Regions from separate parts of the Mus musculus genome. Here region 2 is linked to region 1. A link is a contact called in ENCODE POLR2A ChIA-PET data. All regions are on one chromosome and are shown on one strand. The core of a region is the stretch at or near the end of the contact, and the rest is flanking DNA. Distances in the headings are between cores, read along the strand shown. Region 1 holds the start of Pdgfa (platelet derived growth factor, alpha). Region 2 holds the start of Get4 (golgi to ER traffic protein 4).

What was found. ChIA-PET counts read pairs that join two places held with the same protein, here RNA polymerase II (POLR2A).
Region 2: POLR2A ChIA-PET joins it to region 1 with 29 read pairs in embryonic stem cell. The contact joins the promoter of Get4 here to the promoter of Pdgfa in region 1. POLR2A ChIA-PET finds 5 or more read pairs at or near these places in 3 of 5 experiments (Patski and embryonic stem cell).

Annotation. Positions count from the first base shown.
Region 1 is chr5:138,992,234-138,999,431 of GRCm38, reverse strand. It overlaps Pdgfa (platelet derived growth factor, alpha), which reads left to right and starts at 4,488. Exons shown (of 6, transcript NM_008808.4): 1 at 4,488-4,723; 2 at 6,048-6,144. The coding sequence starts at 4,661.
Region 2 is chr5:139,248,609-139,255,806 of GRCm38, reverse strand. It overlaps Get4 (golgi to ER traffic protein 4), which reads right to left and starts at 3,483. Exons shown (of 9, transcript NM_026269.2): 1 at 3,188-3,483. The coding sequence starts at 3,342. Sun1 (Sad1 and UNC84 domain containing 1) reads right to left here. Exons shown (of 23, transcript NM_024451.2): 23 at 5,968-7,198.

The DNA of each region.
Region 1 (7,198 bases), core at 3,239-5,738:
AGCTTTGCCCAGAGATAAAGGGAAACTGGTGTTTCAACACTACAAATTGTTCTGGGATGGCTCTGGCAGAGCCTGGAAGCCTGGGGCCCAGATGGCCCCACCCTTACAGAGAGGGTCCAGTGGGTTGCTGGGGACTGCTGGGGGTAGAGACCACCTGCAGGGGCGCAGCACCGACTTCCACTTTGGTTATTTTTCCAGATAAAGGAACGGAATTCAGGGCAAGCCAGGGACAGAGCACACAAGACCAAAGTTAAGCAGCAAAGAGCAGGGAGACCTTCCAGGGGGGTGTGGCAAGTGGTGCGGTGTGCAGTCCTGGAGCTACCCATTTATATTGCCTTCACACACTTGCCTAATACAAAAGCAACCTGGGCCACTCCATATTCTTGGATCTCCCAGGGGATGAGGCACTCAGTGCCTGGGACCCAGTCTCACCTTGCTCTATCATTGGGAAGGGGGTCTAAGTCCCTTTGCCTCAGGGTGGCTGTTTGAAATTATTTTACAGGGCAAAAGACCGGCATCGGTATCAGAGCTCAGTATCGGTCCTTGCAGCTGATGAGTAACAATGGCTGCAATAATTGAGCACGGATAATTGAGTTCCAAGCAGTTGAAGGGCACTAGCTAGGTGGATGAGTCTTTGGTGAAAAGGTGTGCTTTACGTTTAAAATGATGAGCAAATTGGATGGTCTCCCTCCTTTCAAAGCTTCTCTGTAAAGTCTGGGTCTTGGGTTGAGAGGGTACCAACAAGGGTTAGATGCTACCTGGTCACCCCAGCTGCGCACTCCCTCTCTTGAGCTATTTGAAACACTTGACACTTTAATTATGGGCGGGAGGATATGTCGCACTGTGCCGGGGGCACTGGAGACAGGACGGAAGCATCTGTTCTGGGGGCGACCGGACATCTCTGGTCACCGCCAGGTGCACTGTCTGGTTCCTCTCCCCACCTTTCTAAGCTCCCGGCTGCTTACCGCCTACTTCCTCCAGGGACCCTCCAGCTGACCTCAGGCGCCCACAGTCCCTAAGATGCTCCTAGTTAGGACTGGATTTTGGGGGGAATGGGTGGGTGCGGGTCTTTCTCTCGAATCCGACTTGGGGGATTGTTCTCAGCTGCTGGGGCGGGGATGCCCCATGGAGCCTGGAGCGACGCACCTACAGGCTAGGGCAGCAGCCGCCCACACCTCCTCCGACTCTAAAGTATATTTAGCCTCATTATCAAATGTTTGCAGTGAACCGAGTGAACCGCCTAATAGCGGCTGGAAGTGAAACTCGAATCCCAGCCAGAAGGAAGCACGTGATCTCTCCCACCAGAAAGGATCACGGAGGCGCGGGCGGGACAGGTGCGGTGGCCTCGAGCGCATGCAACCCCTCCAGCTCGGCTTGGTCTCTTGGTGTTCTTTGGAGGCCTGACACCTGAACCTCACCCCCTCACTCAACCCCTTCTCCAGAGGCTAAAATGAGGACTGTCACGGGTCCCAAGGGAAGCCGAGGCATAGGGTGGGGGTGGGGGGTAGTTTGAGCCGGCGGGTCCTTTAGGCTCTTGACCTCATGACTTAGCCAGTTCCAGTTTTCAGAGACCAAGAGTCTAGCGAGAACCAGGAGGAACAGTGGGGGTCGGGGGTCGGCTGTGGGGGTGGGGGTAGGGGTCGTTGTCTCACACCAGAGTACCTTGTAAGCTTTAGGGCCCGTGCCCCAGTCCCCTCAGGCGGCTGGCGCCGGGCTGCACAAGCTCTTACCACCCTCGCGCGGCCGCTGTTGTTGCGGTCGCTATGACGACGGGTCGCGGTTTTATTTTTAATAGCGGTCGGCGATTAGAGCAGTGCCTGCGCCCAGCTCCCCGTGGCTCCCGCGTCCCGGGCGATGAATCCAGGCCTAGCCTCATTCTGGTCCCTGATGTCCCCTAGCGTCTTCAGAATCCCTCCCGCCCGGCTTTGATTTCCAGCTGGGCGTCCCTGCTGCGCCAAGAGAGTAAAGGGAGAGAGAAGCACCGAACTAGGTGGGGTCCCCAGGAACCCGCAGCCTCCATGCGGAGGTGGTGGCCGGACAGGCGCGGCATCCCAGCAATGCAACCGGATCTTCTTCCTGGATTCTCACATCCACCGTCACACCGGGTCGTCGAACCGCAAAAAGGTGTCCTTTGGTGCTCTCTGCCTGTGAGAAGGCCGAGGGCTTGGCGGGACAGGCCGCGCAGAACAATCGGGATAAAACGGTGAGGAACTCGACTCAGGTCTAGAGTGGTCCTGGCAGTCGCCACCAGAAGTCATCCTCTTCAGAGCAGCATAAAGTTTCACCAGTACGGACAAGGCCTGGGCTTTCGAAGACCTCGAGGTGGGGCGCTTCTCAACGTTTTCCATACTCCCTCTTTAGGCCAAGAGAGGGTGTCCTCTTATCTCCTGAGCATCCCGAGGTGTTAGGGCTGGGGCGTGGTGATGGGGCCTACAGGCCTAAGGAAGTCTGTAGATTTGGGCTCCAAAGATCTTCAGCTACCCCCTCCCCCCACGCCCACCAGGTATTTGGAGCTAGGTGAGCCGCCCGTGTTGGGCCCTTCCAGCTCAGCCTTTGAAATGCAGGAACCCGGGAAGCTGGGGATGAAAGGCTCCTGCCCGGCTGCGCCTTTGTCTGGGGACAAAGAAGATTGGTGGGGGATTGGACCCGGGCTGGGTGCACGGGTTAATTCACATGAAAGGGAGTGAACTGGACAGGCTGTATCCAGTTGCATCCCTACCCTTGGAGCCCTCCATAGTCTCCAGAGCCCTAGGAGGCTAACTTTGGGATTTGAAAGGTCCACAATCCTCTAACCCGAGTTAAGGAGCTGACAGGACTGGCCTTGCCGTCGGGTCACATCCCACCAGGAATCCATCTCTCTCAATGGGAGAACCGTCCAGCCCTGATCAGACTTCTGTCCGCATGTGCCTTCCCCGCCACCCGTCTGTACTGTGCCTTGGCCGGAGGTGGCGCTCTGCGCTGCCTTGGATCCCAAGGTAGAACCCAGGAGTTCCTCACCAGCCGCTTCTTTTCTATCTTTCCTTCTATCCCTCCAGCTCCCCATTCAGGGTTCGGCTAGGCCTTCGGCCAGGGGCTAAGGATCTGGAGGGTGCAGGGTGTCAAGGTGGCGATGAGGCAGGAGGCAGCCTCCTCCCCGACCCTAGCCTCGCTTCCACCTCCACACAAGAGTGCAAGTTCCTCAATCAGGTGTCCCAGGCTTTGGCTCTGGGGCGCGGGCGCGTGGCAGCCGTCAGGTGAGTGCCCTAGACGCGCCCCTAAACCCGCCCCGCCTCTCCGCAAAGACTCACTCCCCCTCCTTTTATGGAGAGGGGAAGGCTGGAGCACTGGATCCTTACAGTGGGAAGCGGCCCGAGCGCCGGGCGGGGGCCAAGCCGACTCTCATGCCCTTTTTGGCGCAGCAGCTCTGGGCGCTGCCCTTTACTGCCGCTGGGGCCCGAGAGAGAGGCGAGCCAGAGACGGCCGTGCTTCTGCAGCGGCCTCCTCCCCTCCCCGCCCGGTGCCGCAGGATTGCAGCTGGCACTGAAGGGTGGGCAAGCTCGAGGGAGGGGCGCTCCGGGAGCCCGGGCGCCTGTGGGCTCCGAGCCGCGGGCGCCGAGCTTGGATGGATGTAGCTGCCTGCGTGAGCGCGTGTGTGGCCACTGCAGTGGCGGTGGCGGCCGGGCCCGATCTGGCCCGCGAGACCCCTGAGCGCTTCCGAGGTGCGGGTCCCGGGCCCGGAATCCGGGGGAGGCGGGGGGCGGGGGAGGGGGAGGGGCGCGGTGGCGGCGCTATAACCCCCTCCCTGTCGCCGGCCGGCTCCACACGCGCGTCCTGCGGAGCCCGCTCAACTCCTGGAGCCCGGCCTGCCTGCGCCTTCTTCTCCACCTCCTCCTCTGGTCTTCCCGCGGCTGCTGCTGCGGCGGCAGCGGCGCCAGCTCGGCCCTCCGCCCGCCCTCCGGCCCGCGCGGGCGGCGTAGCGAGGCCCCGGGCGGGTAGGCTGCTGCCAGGCGGCGCGGCCGCGGGAGCTGCCCGGCCCCGGCGGGCGGAGGGCGGAGCGCCGCGCCGTAGCCGAGGGCGCGCCGCGGAGGGGCGCACGCAGGCCGCCGGGCCGCGCCGTGCTGGGCCGCGCCGTGCCCGGCCCGGGGCGGCAGCGGCGAGAGGAAGGCCCGGGGACAGGCTCTCCGGACTGCCCGGAGCCCTCAGGGAGAGGCGAGGCGGTAGCTGGTACCGGGCCGAGAGTCCAGACAGGTGATCGGTGGTGCGGCGGGAGCTGCAGCCACGCTCCGCGGTCCCCTCCCGGGGCTGACGGCAGCAAATATGCGGATTTACCGGCCGGGTCGCTCCTAAAGCCAGCGACGGGGAGCGAGCGCGGCGGCGGCCAGCACGGGGAACGCACCAAGGAAGAAGCCCAGCCCCCGCCCTCCGCCCCTTCCGTCCCCACCCCCTACCCGGCGGCCCAGGAGGCTCCCGGAGCGACTCTGTTCCTCCTCCTCCTCCTCGCTGGCTTTGCACTCGCTGCTCGCGCCGAGCGCGCTCCGCAGGCTCCCTGCTCTCCGCGCCACCCTCCTCCGGGCCGCGCTCCCTGAGGGATGGTACTGAATTTCGCCGCCACAGGAGCCCGGCTGGAGCGCCCGCCCCGCGGCCTCGCCTCCCTGCCGAGCTTCCAGCGCCTCGGGACGCGATGAGGACCTGGGCTTGCCTGCTGCTCCTCGGCTGCGGATACCTCGCCCATGCCCTGGCCGAGGTGGGTGCCACCCCCGCGCCTCTGTCCCCTCTCGGCTCCCTCGGCGCACGCCCCTCTCGGCTACCTGTTTCAAGCTCTGCAAAGAGCATTTTGGTTTTGTCAGGGTGGTGTAATTTTTTTTTTAATCCCAACTGGGTTCTATTTTCTGCCATGCCCAAGTGTGTCTGGTGAGTTTCCAGCGCGTTGCGTCGCTCCGCCTTGGAGGGGGACGGGGGAGCCGCGAGGTGAACCCGTGGGTAGAAACTTCGGGGGGCTGTGGGTGCCTTTCCAGAAGGGGCAGCCCAAACGCAGCGGACAATGCAGTAACGGGGTGCGGGAAGCGGGAAAGGGGGTGTGTGTAAACTGACCGTGCTCTGGGAGGGGACTAGGGCGGGCAGTAAGCAGGTAGAGGAGGGTGCGGCCGTAGCCTGGGACTGGGAAGGGTGGGCAGCGCCCAGCCGCAGTCCCCAGTTCTCGGTCCCCAAACCCAGTCCGACGCAGGGCTGGAGCAGTCTCCGCCCGCCCAGGCCTGCTTACAGGTGGCTGAACGAGGCAGCTGGGGCCGGGCCAGGCGCCCGCGCCCTCCCACCGCCACCCTCCCCCCCACCCCCATTCCCCGGGAGCTTTGCCGTGATGAATGACTTTCCACAGCCCCTGTCGTGGGAACTTCGTGGTTGAGTCCTCCAGCGACCCTGACTCCCTTTTAAAAACCGGGACGGAGAGTGGGGGAGGCTGAACGGTGGGGGTGGTCTGGGCAGGGACCGGAGAGGCGCGAGGTGGATATTTAACCCCTTGCGTTCCCTGCAGCCTCTCTAAGCCCCGATGGATTTGGGCGTCCTAGTCGGCGCTAGGGCCGTGACTGGGCCTGAGCCGGGTGGGGCGACCCGGCGCGCGTGCTTGTAGGGGGTGGGGTGGGGGGAGAGGGAAGACCCTCTCCCCTGCGGGCTCAGCTCAGGATTCCCGGAGTGAAATTGAACCCTTCGGCTAGATTAAAGTGTTGAGGCTGCTGTGACTCCAGTCGTGGATGCGTGACGCATTTCGACCCTCTCTGTTTCTACATGTGGATTTAGCTATTAAACCAGAAACTCTTCGGGCCCCTGGCTGCCCCCAGACACCCTGGGGAGGCCAGAGCGCGGGTGATTTTTGTCTGAACATGTCAAGGCATTGTTGGGGTATTTTTATCAAGGTCAGACAGATAGGAACAGTGTGGAGGATTTAGGGGGTCCCATCTAGCCCCAGCCGATCCTCTGGCTCTAGGGCCTAACGAGGGTCCGGCCGGGCTGTGTGGCCCCTGGGGCTGGGCTGGAACCCTTGGGCGCGTCCTGACGGTGTGGTCTGCTTGCAGGAAGCCGAGATACCCCGGGAGTTGATCGAGCGGCTGGCTCGAAGTCAGATCCACAGCATCCGGGACCTCCAGCGACTCTTGGAGATAGACTCCGTAGGTAAATCGCGCCCCTGCCCTGCCCTGGCTGAGAGGAGGGCGCGGGCGGCGGGGCGGGCCGGCTGCGCGAGGAACCGTACCCTGCGCGCTCCGCCGGGCCGGGCGCTGCGCAGGAGCGCACCGAAAGGTCAGACTCCACTCGCCGGCCATAAACGCCCAGGCGTATGAGTCAGGCGTTTCTCTTGTAGTTGCCACTTTCTCTCCCAGCGGCAGCGGAGGGTTGCTTCGCTCACCCAGGGGTTGTTTTAAGTGAAACGCAGCGGGTGTGTCACTGAAAGTTCAGTTTTAGAGTGTGCCGAAAACTGCCAGGTATGCGGGTCAACAGCTGCTTCTGGCCCGGGAGCGCGGGAGCCGGCCCGGAGGGAGCGTGGCTGTGGCTAGTCTTCTCCTGGCCAGGGCCCCCAGAGTGCTTGAGGAGCTGGTCGGTCCGGGCCTTTTGTAAACTCCACTCCCTGGTGCCTTGATCGCCTGGGGCTGGGTCCCATAGGTGGGCGCAGGAGGCCGATGTTTTTTTCTCCACACCATCCTGTAAAAAGGCGCGCCTAGTACACGGACGCTTGGGGCTATTTTGGGGGCTTCCCGCCTCGGGCCAGAGCCAAGCCACTGTAGAAAACAATTTGTAAATGTAGGGTTGTATTAGACTCGGATGACAAGGGCTAAAATAAATGGGCGCGATGGGGATGGGAGAGGCAGCCTCTGTGCGGGGAGGACGTGGTCTCCTCCTGTCTTTTGTGATAACCTTTTCAAAATGAACACTTAGCCTGTTTTTTTGTTTTTGTTTTTGACACACTGGGATAAAATTTACCAGCTTAAAAAGAAATAAAAAGGCCCCAGTGAGTTTGTCAGGAGGAACTAAAGGGCTAAAGTGAAGAATTCCAAGTGACGATTTTCCCCCTCCTTGAAAACTTTTCAGAGAGGGCCGAGTGGTGAGAGAATTAAGTAAAATCACATGGTCTAGCCATTTGGAAATTTGTACCTAATTATGGTGGTGGAGAGGCCTGAACTGTTTTTGTTGCATGCCAAAAGCATTTTTTAACCAGGCGGCCCCGTTTCAG
Region 2 (7,198 bases), core at 2,234-4,733, 260 kb before region 1:
AATAGCTTCTGACTATCTGAGATACCAACAACCAGGCCGGCAGAGCTCCTTCCTCCTCCTGGCAGAGCTCTGTGCAGAGACAAGGTAACTTGCCACAACAGGACTATGGCTAGGCAGGGGCTCTGAGGCCACACAGGCCTGATCACTGGGCTACTTGGCCCCTTCTCTTCCATACAGGTTAGGAGTGCTGAGGTTAAAATTAGGTTGTGACACATTCATAGGACAGAATACTCCATAAATGTGGATCAGATTTAGAACATCTTGCTGCGTGAACTAGAAAGCCACACAGATGGAGAGCCCCTTGATCTCTGCACAGACCCCAAAGTGAAAAGAGCTGTGCTGAACAATAGACAAACTGCCCGGGGATAGAGAGGGAGTCAGGGGTCACAACCATGGGCATTTTCAGCATCCCCAAAGTAAAAACCGTATGAAGATATTCACTGTAAATACATAAACACCACTTATCCAGTCAAAGAAGATAAAAAGCCAGGGCTGGTGATTTGACACAGCTTAGTAGGTAAGGGTGGCTGTCACCAAGACAGTCTGATGAATAGAGTCAATCCAAAATGACAGAAGAAAAGTGGCTCCTGCAAGCTGTCCTGACTGCCGTGAGCGAGTACTATGCTGTCCAGCAGTCCTGCCCATGGACCGACCCTGAGTCTAGGTGGCGCTCTATAGGCACTCCTGGGGCCTACAGTGTTGAGAGAAGCTGAGGTCTACTTGAGTTCTGTAACAAGTACTGGGCCCTGGTGGAATGCTGTGTCCCTGGAGCACACTGCACCCCAGTCCTCTTGCTGGTCAGTTCTTTGTATGCCGATAACACGTGGCTTCAAACAGTTACAAGGAGGAACTTGCCCATCACCATCCCTAGTCCACCGTGACCAAGGGAACTCTTCTAGTCACACAACACCAACAAGAACATCCTCAGTCACAGCAGGGTTGACTCAAAACAAGGACACGCTTACTCTCCGGATCTCACTTTTGTTGATTAAATAAAACAATGAGTGGGGGCAGTAGGGGCGCAAGCCTTTACTCTAGTGTCAGGGAGGCGAAAGCAGGTAAACCTGAATTTGAGGCCAGGATGGTTTGCAGAGTGAGTTCCAGTAAAATAAAACAAAAATGTAAGACACCAGGGTGTACCCTGAGTGCTGCAGAAGTATACACAGTGACTGGCCTGCTACACAGAGTAACCCCTGTAATCCAGGGGTTAGCTCTGTCTAATCCTTTGTTTCTTCACTCAAAAATTGCTTGGGCCAATTGGCTGATCCTATTCAGTGATAGACAGCTCAACTCAGAGGAAAAACCAACCATTCAGCAGGCCTGATGACACAGGCTTGACATCCTAGCTACTTAGGAAGCTCAACCTGTATGATCAAGAATTTAGGTCTGCCTGAGTCAGACCTGAAGGCACACCACCTCAAAATTTTAAGTGGAAAAAAACAAAAGGGAGTGTAGCGTGTGAGATGTCCTGGGCTCTATTCCCAACAGGACAAAACAAAACCAAAAACCAGTTACTTTATCAATCATTATGTAGTTGTTTCTACATGTAAAAATTAACTTTATTTTTTAAAGACAGGGTTTCTCTGCCTTGGCTGTCCTGGACCTCACTTTGTAGAACAGGCTGCCCTCCAACTCACAAGAGATCGGCTTGCCTTTGCCTCTTGAGTGTTGGGATTAAAGGTGTGTGCCACCACACGTGGCTACAGATTTTTATCTAAAGAATACAGCAAGTGCCTTCCCAATATAATTAATATAATTAAGAGTGTTTTAGTTTTTGTTTTTAAAGGCACTAGGGACACTGTGATGAAACTAGATGTCGCCAGACTGGTTTGTATTTATAGTGTCTAGTTTACAGAAAAATTCCCCAACAAGGCTGCCCTTCAGGTAACCTGTGATTAGAGCAAGGGCTAATGTTTCGATAAGCTGACTAAACCCCGCTGCTCCAAATCCAGGGCGCCCAATAGGTAAAGAAAACAGGAAGTCTTTGACACCAAGGACGCCAAGGCTCATCCCACACCTGCCAACCCCCTGGACTGAGCACTTACGGAGGGAAATACTGCAAGGCTGGTCCCTGATGGCTTGCTAACTACTGCGTGTGGCCTTAACCATGCCCCTCCCTCCCATGTCCACCTGGCTACTTGCCAGGCTCAATCTGGGCATGTGGGAAGTGGGAATTGTCCTCAGATGTAAACAAGTATCACTCACGAGCCAGAGGGTTCCCAGAGCACTGATTCTTCAGCCCCCAACAGGGCTTCAAGGCAGTGAGGCCACTGTGTACAGTGTCATCCACTGTCATGGCAGCTTTATCCAGCCCACAGAACACACCGTGCTCAGATCAAGCTAGAGGGAGTGACTGTAGGAGGAGTTCCACAGCACGTGGGCCCTAGGTGACAGTAATGGGTGGATGATAATGTGCAACTGGTACAAGATAACCACTTTCCACTCCTTTTACTGAAGGCCTAAAATTGCCCTAAAACAAAACGTATTTTAAAACGAAAAGTAGGTCTAAGGGGCACAGGGGCCAAACCCACACTACGGACATGGAGCAGAAATGCTGATGTCCTGTAGTCAGGAATAAAGTTCTACGTAGGAATTATCAGCTGGCAGATGCACAGAGGCAGGAATACAGATGGCCACAGGCTGGCCCACGGTGTCAGCATCTGACCACACTTTAGCCGGCTGTGCAATTCCAATCACTGGCCACAGAAGGGAGGACTAGGTGAGACTACTCTGACAACAGGACTCGCCAACCAGCGGAAGCCTTCAGAGAAAGGGAGGCCAGGCGAGGAAGAGGGTGTGATAGAGAAGGAGTGGCGGGAAGAGAGGCCTGTAAGAGGGAGGAGGCCTAAGTGAAGAGGAGAGAGGCTAGTGATAAAACTGAGTCCAGGGAAGGGGAGGCCTGAGAAGAAGTTGGCTGGGGAAGGAGGCCTGGGAAAAGGAAGGAAGGAAGGACGGGGGAAGGGCAGCTCTGAGAGTAAGGCAGGGACTCAGAAAGACGAGGCCGAGAGAGGAGGAGGGGGAACCAGGCAGAGAAGAGGAGGCCCTGCCGAGTAGTACAAGCCCGCCGCCCCCGCTCTGCTCCGCGACAGGCAGCCGCATAAACCAATGAGGGTGCGGGGCGCCGCAGCGCAGCCAATGAGCAACAGCGGAGGTGGGGCCTCGGCGCTAAGCCGCCACCCGCGCCCACCTGAAGAAGAGGGTCCGGTACATCTGGTGCGCCTCGTAGTAGTCGCCCTTCTCGACGCTAGCACGCAGCTTGCCCTCCACGCGCTGGACGCCGCCGCGGTTGCGGGCGCCGTTGCGGGCGCCCTCCTGCTCTGCCATCGCCGCCGCCGCCGCCATGGGCCGGCGTTCCGCGCAGAGCTGACGCTGTCGCAGGCGCGGTCGGCGGCGCCTCCCGGCTTCCGTCCCTGCGGCCGCCGCACTCCTTCTACGGTGGCCGCGAGGAGCCGTGCGAGGGCGGGCGCGCCGCGGGCCGCACGTGATCGAGGCGGAGCCTGCCGGGATCGCGGGAGCCGCGCGAGGACACGCCCCTGAGGGGGGGTCTGAGAAGGACCCTGAGAACACAGGCCAGGAAAAGCCGACGGGGTGGGGCTCTCAGACTATCGCGGGAACTTGTTTGTAGTCTTGCGAGAGTGGGCGGGACCGAGGTCTTGGGCGGGACTACACGCTGAGCTGTCCCCAGCTTAGTGTCATCACTGCACAATGTAATCAGCCACGTAGGCTGCGCAAGTAAACTGAGGCAGAAGACTCAGCGATGAGGCGTCTTATTCGCGCGCCCCCTGAAGTTACCCTTAGCGCATGGATGAACCAGACACATTTTAGAAGCTTTGACCTGTCTCACACCTGCCCGGGGAGTGCCCCTCCAGGTGGCAGTCATCCTTAGTGACATCTGGGACAGGGCAGTATGCTCAGGCTAGAACCTGTAATGTCTCCAAGAAGACCTGGCTGTGGTTGGAGCAGGTGACAGCAGAGAAGGGAGGAAGGTCATGATTAATTGGGGGAGGATGGGAGGTGCTGGCCAGGGTCAGAGTTGTCCTCTGACAGCATCCAAAACTCAGGTTACAAAACCCTACACATATCCTTAAATAATGAGTTTGGATGCTGGAGATGAAGTTCAGGGCGTTCATTTCTGTCAGCTACACACTCTCAGCCTTCCATTTACTCTGGCCCTTGAACTTGTGACTCTCCTGCCTCAACTTACCTACTTTTTATGCCTGCACCCGGGCCAGCTGGACTAGCATTTTCTGCACCACACCCATGTGCAAGCAGAAAGCATGGTAACAGATTAAGGAGTCTGTAAACATGATCTCTTGCTGTGGGGTCCGCTTAAATCCAACCTAAAACCAACATAACTCAAGACACCAGGTCAACGCAGGTAATCAAGCCGCTATTGGTCAGGGCCGCAGAGCAGATGAAGCTGAAGTAAAACCCTGAGGGAATACTGTACAGCCTAAAGGATGAAAATATAGAGAAAGGGGGAGGTGGGTGGGCAGGCTGTAGCACTGTCTAATCATAATCCGTCGTAAGGGGTTGGACAAGGGCGTTCCCACTGTATCAGGATAGGTTGGTTCCTAGGCCTGGAAACATAAACATTAGTTTGACCCTGCCAGCAAGATGAAGTTGTCCTCGAGATGTCTGGACTCAAGACAACTATTTCCTTACAACAGAAGCTGTTCAAAGTAAGCTATTGGGAAGTCCCTAGCTCCCCTAGGGCCTGGGAGCTTGGTTTCTTGATATGATTAAATGGAGCCTGAAAACAAGATGGTAGTACTTAGAATAAATGTCTTTTGCTGGTTCCCAACACTCTGACAGTACCGTGCTCACCCTTCTGTGAAGAGGGATGATGCTCTGTGGGCACTACCACATAAGGAAGGACCACTTGGATACAGCATTCTACCTGATGATCCAGACACCTAGTAACAAAGGGGCAAGTGATTCATGCTGCATGAGTGTCCGACCAGGGGATGACTTGTCTGGATGGGACAGTGTAGTACAGTTTGTCATAAATTCTTTTTGGAACTTTTTCCCCTCCTAGATAGGGCCTATTATATTGCTCTGTTTGAGTGTTCTGCAACTTGCTATGTAGAACAGTCTAGTCTTGAACTTACAGTGGTCCACCTGCCTTTGCCTCCTGAGTGCTGGGATTAAAGGTGAGCACTACCCTCCTGGCTGGAATTCTCTCAAGATGTTTAGCAGGTCCTCAAGAGAGCAAAGCCCTAGTAACAGGCTTCTCTTTAAAACAGAAACAGCTAGGGGCTGGAAAGATGGCTCAGTGGTTAAGAGCACCTACTGCTCTCCCAGAGGTCTTGAGTCCAATTCCCAGCAACCACATGGTGACTCACAACTTTCTGTAATGGGATCTGATGCCCTCTTTTGGTGTGTCTAAAGACAGCTACAGTGTACTCATATACATAAAATTAATCTTTAAAAAGAGAGAGAGAGAAAGAGACAGAGAAACAGCTGCATGGTGTGGGCTCAGCACTCAGGCAGAGGCAAGCAGATTGGACGTCGAGTCCAGCCTGGTCTACAGAGTGAGTTCTAAGATATAAGAGCCAGGGTTAAACAGAGAAACCTTGTCTTAGGGTGAGAGGGAAAAAAAGTAAAGGAAAGCCTATGAACTGAGGATGCTTAAATCAACGTGACACTTCTGTATACATGGTAGGAACCAGAGCTGTTAAAAGGTATGAAAAATGCTCCAAAAATATATTCGGCAGGCTGTAGTAGAAAGGTGCTCTGGCTCTGGAAGCTGAGCTCAGGGCCTTGTGACCACATCCAGACCCAAAGCCTCTGGGCCCACTTCCTTTGAGCCTGACTGGAATGTCTCTGAGCGGATTCCTCTAAGCAGGAAGAGGCTGGCGGAGGCTTGAGTGACAGTGGCAGTGCCTGCAGGACTTAGCAGGAACTCTTCAAGCACACAACCTAGCAATCCCTCCCATTCACATGGGCAGAGATAAGACAAGCCAAGAAAAGAAATACACACTTTTATTAATCACTTGAAATCGCACATGCACTTTTAAAAATTAACTCTTTTATTTAAACATCTCAATAGCATCTTAATTTAGTGGCAGTAGAAGCACTACCAAAGACAAGTGTTTTGAAAAGCATTTACAAAAATACATTGCACAAAGTCCTATCTTGCATCTTTAAAAATAAATATTTGAAATATCTCCACCCCCAATTCCCCAATTTAGTTTAATATAGGAAATTCTGACTTCTGCATGTAACCTTGAGTATGCAAAATGTGTGCATCCCACACAACCTGGCCACACAGGCAGTGGCTCTAACCCTATGGAGTGGGATGTGCTTTGGGCCACTGTCTTAAGGGCTGCTTGCAACATGCGAGAAATCCCAGAACTCTGAGCCCCAGCAGGTGAGCTTTGTATTCTGCCAAGGCTGTCTAACCAATGAAACTTAACAATTCTTTAGGTAAGACATCTAAACACTTTTAAGTGTCCAGATGATGTATCAGTTATAAAGTCTACTCACAAAAGTCTAAATATTAAATATACCCAAATTTGAATCAGTGAGAAGGGCTGATAATGGTGTAGAGGCAAACCCAAGGGCAGCACAGAATGCTGCTGTGATAAAGACCAAGAGTGGCAGCCACTAGCACCACCTTAGTGTTCCCCCTTCAGCAGAGACTCATAGCTCAAGGACAGCAGAGCATCCCTTCTCAAGGTTCCTGTCCATTCTGTGATCTGCCAGGAACGGCCTGGCTGAGACCCAAGAGCACCATTCATGGTGTGCACACCCCACTGCTCTTCTGCAAAGCCCGATCTACTCCCCTGGGGAATCAGAGGAGTCCCAGCTCAAAGCAGACAGTCTATGACATAGCCTCTCCCCACCAGGGAACCTGGAAGGGGTCAGACTGAAGACAGAGCAACAGTTTTCCCTGAAAGAAACGTGGGTTTAGCAGATGGGACTTTGCCTTCTTGACATCCAGAGGATGGCCAATGCAGAGCTCTCAGCCTTTATGTCAGGAGCCTGGAAACCTGCCAGCCTATCTGCTTCTTGACTTTATGCATTCAAGCAAATCCCTAAGTCAAAAGGAGTGTCCGAGAATCATACATTCAAATGAATTAAAAAAGCCTCCCCGGCTTTTGGGCTTTGAGAACACACGCACAGCCTCAGAGGACTCAGCACGTCCTCAGGACCACAGCACATTTATTGAAGGGTGGCTGACAAGTTCCTATGC